Regions from separate parts of the Mus musculus genome. Here region 2 is linked to region 1. The links are chromatin contacts, found by Hi-C in ENCODE. All regions are on one chromosome and are shown on one strand. The core of a region is the stretch at or near the end of the contact, and the rest is flanking DNA. Distances in the headings are between cores, read along the strand shown.

Region 1 (3,624 bases), core at 781-3,280:
TCTCCACATTTAGAGTAAAAACTTAACAATATTCCAAGCAGGTCTGTCTTTATTGCCATGGAGTTTTTTATAAGAACTAAAAACTGCACATTCAATGTATGATGGTTCTTTGTTCCAATATTCTTTGAAAGAAATAATCTAAATTATAAAAATTTCTATGAGGGGGATGGGAGGAGTCTAGGTATGTTTGTATAATTAACTCCACAAAACGTTCGAGTATCCTCCTAAACTATAAAGTGGTTTATCATATAGATACTGTTCAGAGCATTGAAAATGATGTAGGGATTGTGGTCATGTTCAAATGTGAAACTTCAGCATTTGAAGATTAGGGCCCGGAGAGTTGTTATTTTTCGGTCTATGTCTCTATATGTGTGTGCATTTAGCACGATTGTCTTATTTATTTTGTATGCAAGAAATCAGTCCAGTAGTAGTAGTAGTAGTAGTAGTAGTAGTAGTAGTAGTATGTCTTCCTTTCACTAAAGCATGTTTATATCTCTAGTAAGATGAGGAGCGTGACTCCCTCGACTGCTGTAGTGTGATTTGTGATTACAGAGCTAATGTGATCCTTCCAGATGTAGCCCCAGCATCCAGCTTCACCCCCTGCCCAGCAGTTAAATATTAACTGGTAGTGTAAAGTTTCTGCTCATTTGACCCTAAATGAAACTGTAGAGGTAGAAACACTCAGAGCAGGATGCAGGCCCTCATGCCATGTAATGTGACCTTCTCATTCCACATTTATACAGATCTTCAAGCAAAAAATAACTATTAATTTTAGGACTCTACACTGAGCTTCAAATGCACTCTGTGTTGACCAATTTTCATACTGACTCAGAGCATTCATTTCAGTAGTGCTTCTCTGGATTGGGCTAATTTCATGGTTTTTTCTCTTCAGGATCTAGACCTGAAGAGAATCTAGGACCTCAGAATGAGTGGGTGATTAGGTTATTTTACTATGTTCAGTAGATACCATTTGGTTCAGTGTGTTAATTTTAAACAGCTAATGTGGAGAAACATTTTATAAGCAAAGGATATAACTACTTAGGTCGTCCCCAGACACTTAATCCAAATGCCATTTTCTCTACTACAGCTTAGAGACTGGATGTATTTTCCTGGTAATTGTGGCATATGTGACTTCTAAACTGAGTTTCCAGAAGGTCGGTGTGAGACTTACCAGGAGTGCTCTGGGGAGTCAGACACTTCAGTTATTTCAGTACACTGGTGCCAAGTTGCTAATTGCCTCAATTTTACAGCTGAGACAGTGACTGGTCCACGAGTCAGTAAACCCTGGAGACAGGATTCATTCACATCAGACCTTCAAAGTGACTGGACTTCAGGAAGTTAAATCAGGATGCCCAGGAACTAACTCACTCTCTCTCTCTCTCTCCTCTCTCTCTCTCTCTCTCTCTCTCTCTCTCTCTCTCTCTCTCTCTCTCTCTCTCTCTCCCTCTCTCTCCCTCTCTCTCCCTCTCTCTCTCTCTCTCTCCCCGTATTAACTGGTCAATAAAGGCTAGAGCCTGTGATTGGCAGTGGAGGGGAAAGGTGGGACAAGAAGTCTTTGGAGTGAGGCCAGGTAGAGAGGAGAAGTGAAGGAGAGAGCATGGAGAAGAGGAGAAGGAAGCAGTAATGGAGCAGAACTACCTGGCCAGGAGAAACTGGAAGTAGTAAGGGCCTTATAGGTGGGGGGTCAGTTAGACTAGTATTAGATATGCCCTTATAAGGCTTATAGCTTATAATTATAATAACTGAATTGCGTGTTTTTTTATACGGGACTATTGGGGTTGGAAATTCCAGCAACACATAAAGAGGGAGAAGGGAACAAGCTAGGGGAATCCTGGAGAGGGGGCTGGGGTAGGTACAATCAATATACATTGTATCCATGCAACCAACTGTCAAAGAATCAGCATTTGGTTAACTGCCTTGCGGTCTCTGAGTGTATAAAGTCCTTAGGGTTCTTTCCTAACAAGTGGAAAGAATGAGAACGCGACTCCGTGTATTTGAAGCTTCTAAGTCTCGAAGTTCCAAACGTTTCTGGCTCTGAAGAGTCCTCACAGAGAAGAGCAGATTTCTAATGTTTAGTTTCTGTGTTGGGTAGCCCCATGTCCAGATGACATAGAGATGCATTTAAAGCCTTCAGCTGTTGGGCTGAGGGCAGAACCCAGAAGCAGAGCAACTTGCCTACCTGGTAGGATTTCCAGTACTGCAAAACGAAAACTCTTAAGGTGTCCAATTTTGTATTCCAAAATTCTTTGTAAAAGATTCAACTGCTTTCATTTCCCTCAGATGTATAATGCTTTGGGCTGGAAGCTTTATATTTTTTATATTTTGCAAAACCAAATTTCCCACCCAACACATTATATATTTATAGCTTTATAACTTGATAACAAGTAGAGCACTGGAGAAACTACAGGCAGAACAGAGATTCCTTGGCTGGGGGGGGGGGGGTGCTGAGCTTTCCTTCCTTCTGTTCTGCCCTCTTCCTACAGCTTCTCTGAGTAAATGAGAGGAGAAGACTAAGACCACCTCTACAAATCCGACCTCTAAGCGGGGAGCAGTCGGGAAGCCGGTCACAGCCGCTTCTGGAGGTGCAGGAGGTCTCTCTGCCTTCACTGCAGGGAAATAGAAGGTCTGAGAGTTGGTTCCTCATGAACAGTATTTGCAGGGATTTTTCACGACTGGGGATCAAAACTAGGGCCTGTATATACTTGGAGGGGTGGAATTTCTGGCATGGAAAATGTGTGTCTCATACCTGGCCCGATTCAATGATTCTTAAGAATTTTGGAACAGAAGAGATTTCTATTAATATGAAATATCCGTAGCCCCCAGATAAATCGCCTCTAATTTCAACATTAAGGGGAAGCTGGTGGGCAGTGATGGTATCCCCGTGCTTTTTCTCTTTATTCTGTGTTTGGTGGTTATAGCTGCCATGTGGGTGCTAGGAACCAAACCCAGGTCCCCTCGAAAATCAGCAAGTTTTCTCAGCTATCTTCCCAGCCCCTGCTTTATTATGTATTTGAATATAAGATTAGAAGCAGTTATTCACAGCCCTGATACTCTCCACCAGTACAGCTTTATCAGCTTTCAAGTGTGTTGTTTAGTTTGGTTTTTCGAGACAGGGTCTGTAGCCCAAATTATGTAGCTCAGGCTGACCTTGGAGACAACTCTCCTGCTAAATTTTGAATGATTTGCATACCACTTAGTTTTCGGCCACAGACTGAGCCACGCAGTATAGTCCCTGGGGCCCCAGGCTCTCCCCATACCCCAGCAGGAACCTGGAACCTGCCTTCCAGGGCTGGGGCTACACTCGTCCCAGCGGTCTTTAAAAACATACTCACTGTTACTCTGCATCCGCCTCTACGTGCCTGGAAAGCATTCTGTCTGTGTTCACTAACCCTGAATTTACCAGGTTTTGTGAATTGCAGTGAAAGCAAGTAATACTTTGTCTAAAGTATGAACAGTTCCTTTGGGTACACATCCCAGTGTAGCGAGGGGGTCAGCGAAGGCCCTGCTCTGACAGCCTCAGCACTGTCCTCTGGTTCTCAAGTGTTAACACTTGGAGGAATAGGTTGTTGCTAGAGTCAAAACACACCAAAGTGCTTGTGTCCAGCAGCCTGCATTCCTGCCTTA
Region 2 (3,473 bases), core at 185-2,684, 150 kb after region 1:
TACCTCTCACTGCTGTAAGAAATATTATACAAGGATAACGTTTCTGTCGATCATTGTGCTACGTGCAATTGTGCTGAGAATCATAGCAAGTTTTCTCTTTTTACAAACATTAACACTGCTTTGATAGACCTCTGGAGTCTGTCCCCTTACTCTCTATGACAGTGTCTTTATCTTGGGGAAGTACATCTGAAACCAAGAATGGATGTTTTCATTGAACCAGTGCTACAGATGAACACAGGCTTCTGGAACATTCCTGTGAAATGTGTGGCAGTTGGTAATTTGCACATGAACATTAAAGAATCACCACACTGCCTGGAGGAGAATTTCAAACTCTGTCAGAAAAAGGTCAATTCTAACTGTTGCTGTCATATGGCCATGTTGAGCCAAGGGAATTTAAAAGAACTGGATCAGTCTCTGGTTAGAACCTATCTTATAGGACCAGGAGGGAAAAAATTAGCATCCTTAAAGAGGACTCCAGTGGAGTGAGGGAGACGTTTATTAAGTCACTCTTACTCAAAGGGAGACATTTTCACATTTTATGAAACTTTGGATCCCTTTAAGGTCTGATTAAATGGGGCATAAAACTTCCCGGGCCTGGGAGACCTGCCCTGGGATGGATTACTTCTCTTCCCATGTGGCTAGTCCAGGATCCAGATAGTTGATGTTCATGTTCATTTAATATTCCTTTGTCATTATAATAAGGGGAAATTCTTATTTTTTCTTTCAGAAATTTAAGGTTGTATCAAGAGCACAAGCCAATTACTTTATTCATAGTGCAAGGAGGAACACACACACACACACACACACACACACTGATTGAGAGGCCCCAACTCAACTCACAACTGGGATCTGGACACTTGATGGCTGTTTAAAGTGTAGTAGCCAGTGTCCTCTCTCCAACATGTCCCTGTGGCATACACGGTCCACCTTAGGAAGGGTTCAAGCCTCCCTGATCAGGACAGGTAAGTCCTCAGCAAGTGCTCTGCCCTTCCTGGGGGTCTCTCATATTTCCAGCGGGTTGTCTTTTCTTCATATTCAAGAGTGACTGAAGACTCCTGTGTCATGGGCACTGTGTTCCGTTCTTGAAGGGCACTGTCCATTGTACCATAGACAAAACATTGGCACAAAGCTCTCTCAAATTCTTGTGTGGTTCGCTTGCAGGTACTTTGAAAGGTCTGTATTCCGCCACAGGTGTATTCCACTAAAGCAGGACAGATTCCACACCATGTGTGCATGCTCTGCTCTTCTGGGTCTGTTTGCTGCCTCTCCGACTGCTCTGGTATCTTCAATGAGATCTTAAAACTACATGGAAGATTGAGCTGTGACACCAATGACCTCAGCGAGCATGGCTGCCGTGATGGTGGTCCTATGGGGAACATTTGCCAACAACTGAGTGACTCAGGCCTGGCTGCAGAGCCAAGGTCCTCCAATAGGCATGTGGGCTGGATGCCAGAGGAGACTTCGCTCAGGGACATGGCACATTTCTCATGGAATGGATTGCTGATTTCAACCAGCCACCTCAGCCCTGCTAACTGCTGACTTCTGACTTTCTCTAAATGAGAAACGTGAAGGCGTGTTTGTATGTTTTAGACAGGAGGGACAGTTGTGAGCATTTTTTCCATGGCTAACTTGCAACTCAGTCCTTCCTTTGCTTTGGGTTGCTTCATATCGAATGATGGCTTGAATGTGCTGGAGCCTTACTTAGGTTAGCGTACATTTATTCACACATAATGAAAAAGATCAATGTGAAGGAAATGAAGGGACACAGTATGGTCATTATACCTTTCATAATAAACACTGTGCGGCCAGCGTCTCATTTTGTGCTGTTTGCTTCCGTGAAATTAGCTAATCCCTGGAGCACAGCCTTATCAATATTAACAATTATTGGTTGTTTGTATCATTCCATTTCTACTTCATAGCTAGCCTCCCCTTTTAGTTTTTCTTATTATAGACTGAGGAATTGATTAATGAAACATAAAATGTGGAGTCAGCTCACAGCTACTTGAAACCATATCCACCTAAGTCTGTCTTTGGACCTCTTTGGTGAGGCAACTGTCATGTTAACCTGGTTAGATGGACTGCAGCTGCTCCTTGTGCAGGCTGTGGAGAGGTTTGGGTGATAAGAGGCTCCATTTCAGGGTCATTTGTCATGTTTCTTGATAAAGGCTAACAATAGTGCACTGTGGACTTCCCTGCTCTCTCCACCCAGCCCTCGTCGTAGACAGGGGAATGTGTCAGAGAAGTGAACCCGGTATTGTTTCATCCTTATTTAGTAAGTGAGTCGAGCTATGGATGGCTTGAGCCCTGCTTCTATTTGCAGCTACGTGTAGAGCCAACTTGCCTGTCCTGGCCTGGTGGATCTCCTTTTAGAGTGCAGGGGAATGCAGGACAGATTAGGAGAACGACCTCCGTCTCACTGCTGGACAGACTTTCTACTTGACAATCTGGCATTAGGCACTGGCTAGATATTTTTGGGAAGGGGCATGTGTTGCTTCTCTATCTCTTGTCAGTGAAGTGACACCGATTCTAGGAGAAGCTAACTCATGTGCTCTGAGGGGGTTATTTATAATATTTAGACCCATGACATCTGTGTAGAGAACTGTACCTTTTCCCAATATTGTTCACATTTTCTCCTACACAAAGAAAACATGATTTGGGGAATTATGAACAGTGTTTTAGCATTTCTTTTTGGGAGGCACTACATTAAAATTCTAAGAAGCCACACCCAAAACATCGAAGTCCCAACTAGGTCTATCACCTTTAAGCCAACCAGCATACTAGAAATAGTTAAATGAAGTATGTGCTTGCTTATGTGTCAGGAGTTTTTTTGACAAAATTGATGAATCCATACTGGTTTCACCTCCTTTTTGGACCACACCTTATCAGGTTGCAAGAAGATAAAATAAAATAAGAATAAAGTGAAAAGCCCAGAGCTAGTCTGAGAGCAGACACTGCACTGTTGCATACAGACTATTTGCTTTATGTGGAAAATAAAGCAAAATTAATTTTTAGGCTGGACGGCATAATGTAAGCCAGTGTGTGAATGGGACACTGCCAGTTTAAGGACAATGAATTCACATGGGTGATTAAGTTTTGTTCGTGTAGATGGTGGCAACATGTTAGACACAGCAAGAAGGCATGGAAGCAGTGCCTACGGTCTGTGGCCCCAAACAGGCCACTTCCATATGCTTGCTCATGCCGACAGCTTTTGCAGCCCGAGTCCCAACTCCTTCTCAGGCGCTTCCATATGGTACCCACAGATTGAGAGCTTGCCTTTTCTGAGACACTTGGAGACTCACTTGGTATTCTACGGCATTGGATGCTGTGAGCAGCCATTCTTGCTTTTATTGCAGAAAAAAAGATTATGGATATTAATTCATCCACTCTCTCCAAAGCAGATAATAATGGATCCTGACAGTCTTATATTTTGATTTTGTAGGGAGAAATTAGTTTCTTACATTGAAAGCTGATAA

Evidence for each region. Hi-C counts contacts between places; a loop is a spot of excess contacts on that map.
Region 2: a map of heart shows a loop between it and region 1 (3-fold over the local background). The contact joins the enhancer-like site here to the promoter of 1700110C19Rik in region 1. A Hi-C loop is called at or near these places in 2 of 37 maps with a recorded cell type or tissue (heart and mouse trophoblast stem cell).

The regions. Positions count from the first base shown.
Region 1 is chr17:10,322,572-10,326,195 of GRCm38, forward strand. 1700110C19Rik (RIKEN cDNA 1700110C19 gene) reads left to right here and starts at 2,031. Exons shown (of 3, transcript NR_045461.1): 1 at 2,031-2,219; 2 at 2,484-2,623. It overlaps Gm46608, which reads right to left and starts at 840. Exons shown (of 1, transcript XM_017317774.2): 1 at 1-840.
Region 2 is chr17:10,471,946-10,475,418 of GRCm38, forward strand. The region is part of intron 4 of Pacrg (PARK2 co-regulated); the gene reads right to left. All of the region lies in intron 1 of A230009B12Rik (RIKEN cDNA A230009B12 gene), which reads left to right. Among named protein-coding and RNA genes, the nearest start is that of A230009B12Rik, 17 kb to the left of the region's middle. Within about 2 kb of position 1,435, at least 2 of the 3 ENCODE cell types and tissues checked have a DNase peak (open chromatin) inside an H3K27ac peak, as active enhancers do; they include heart, where a contact is called at or near this core.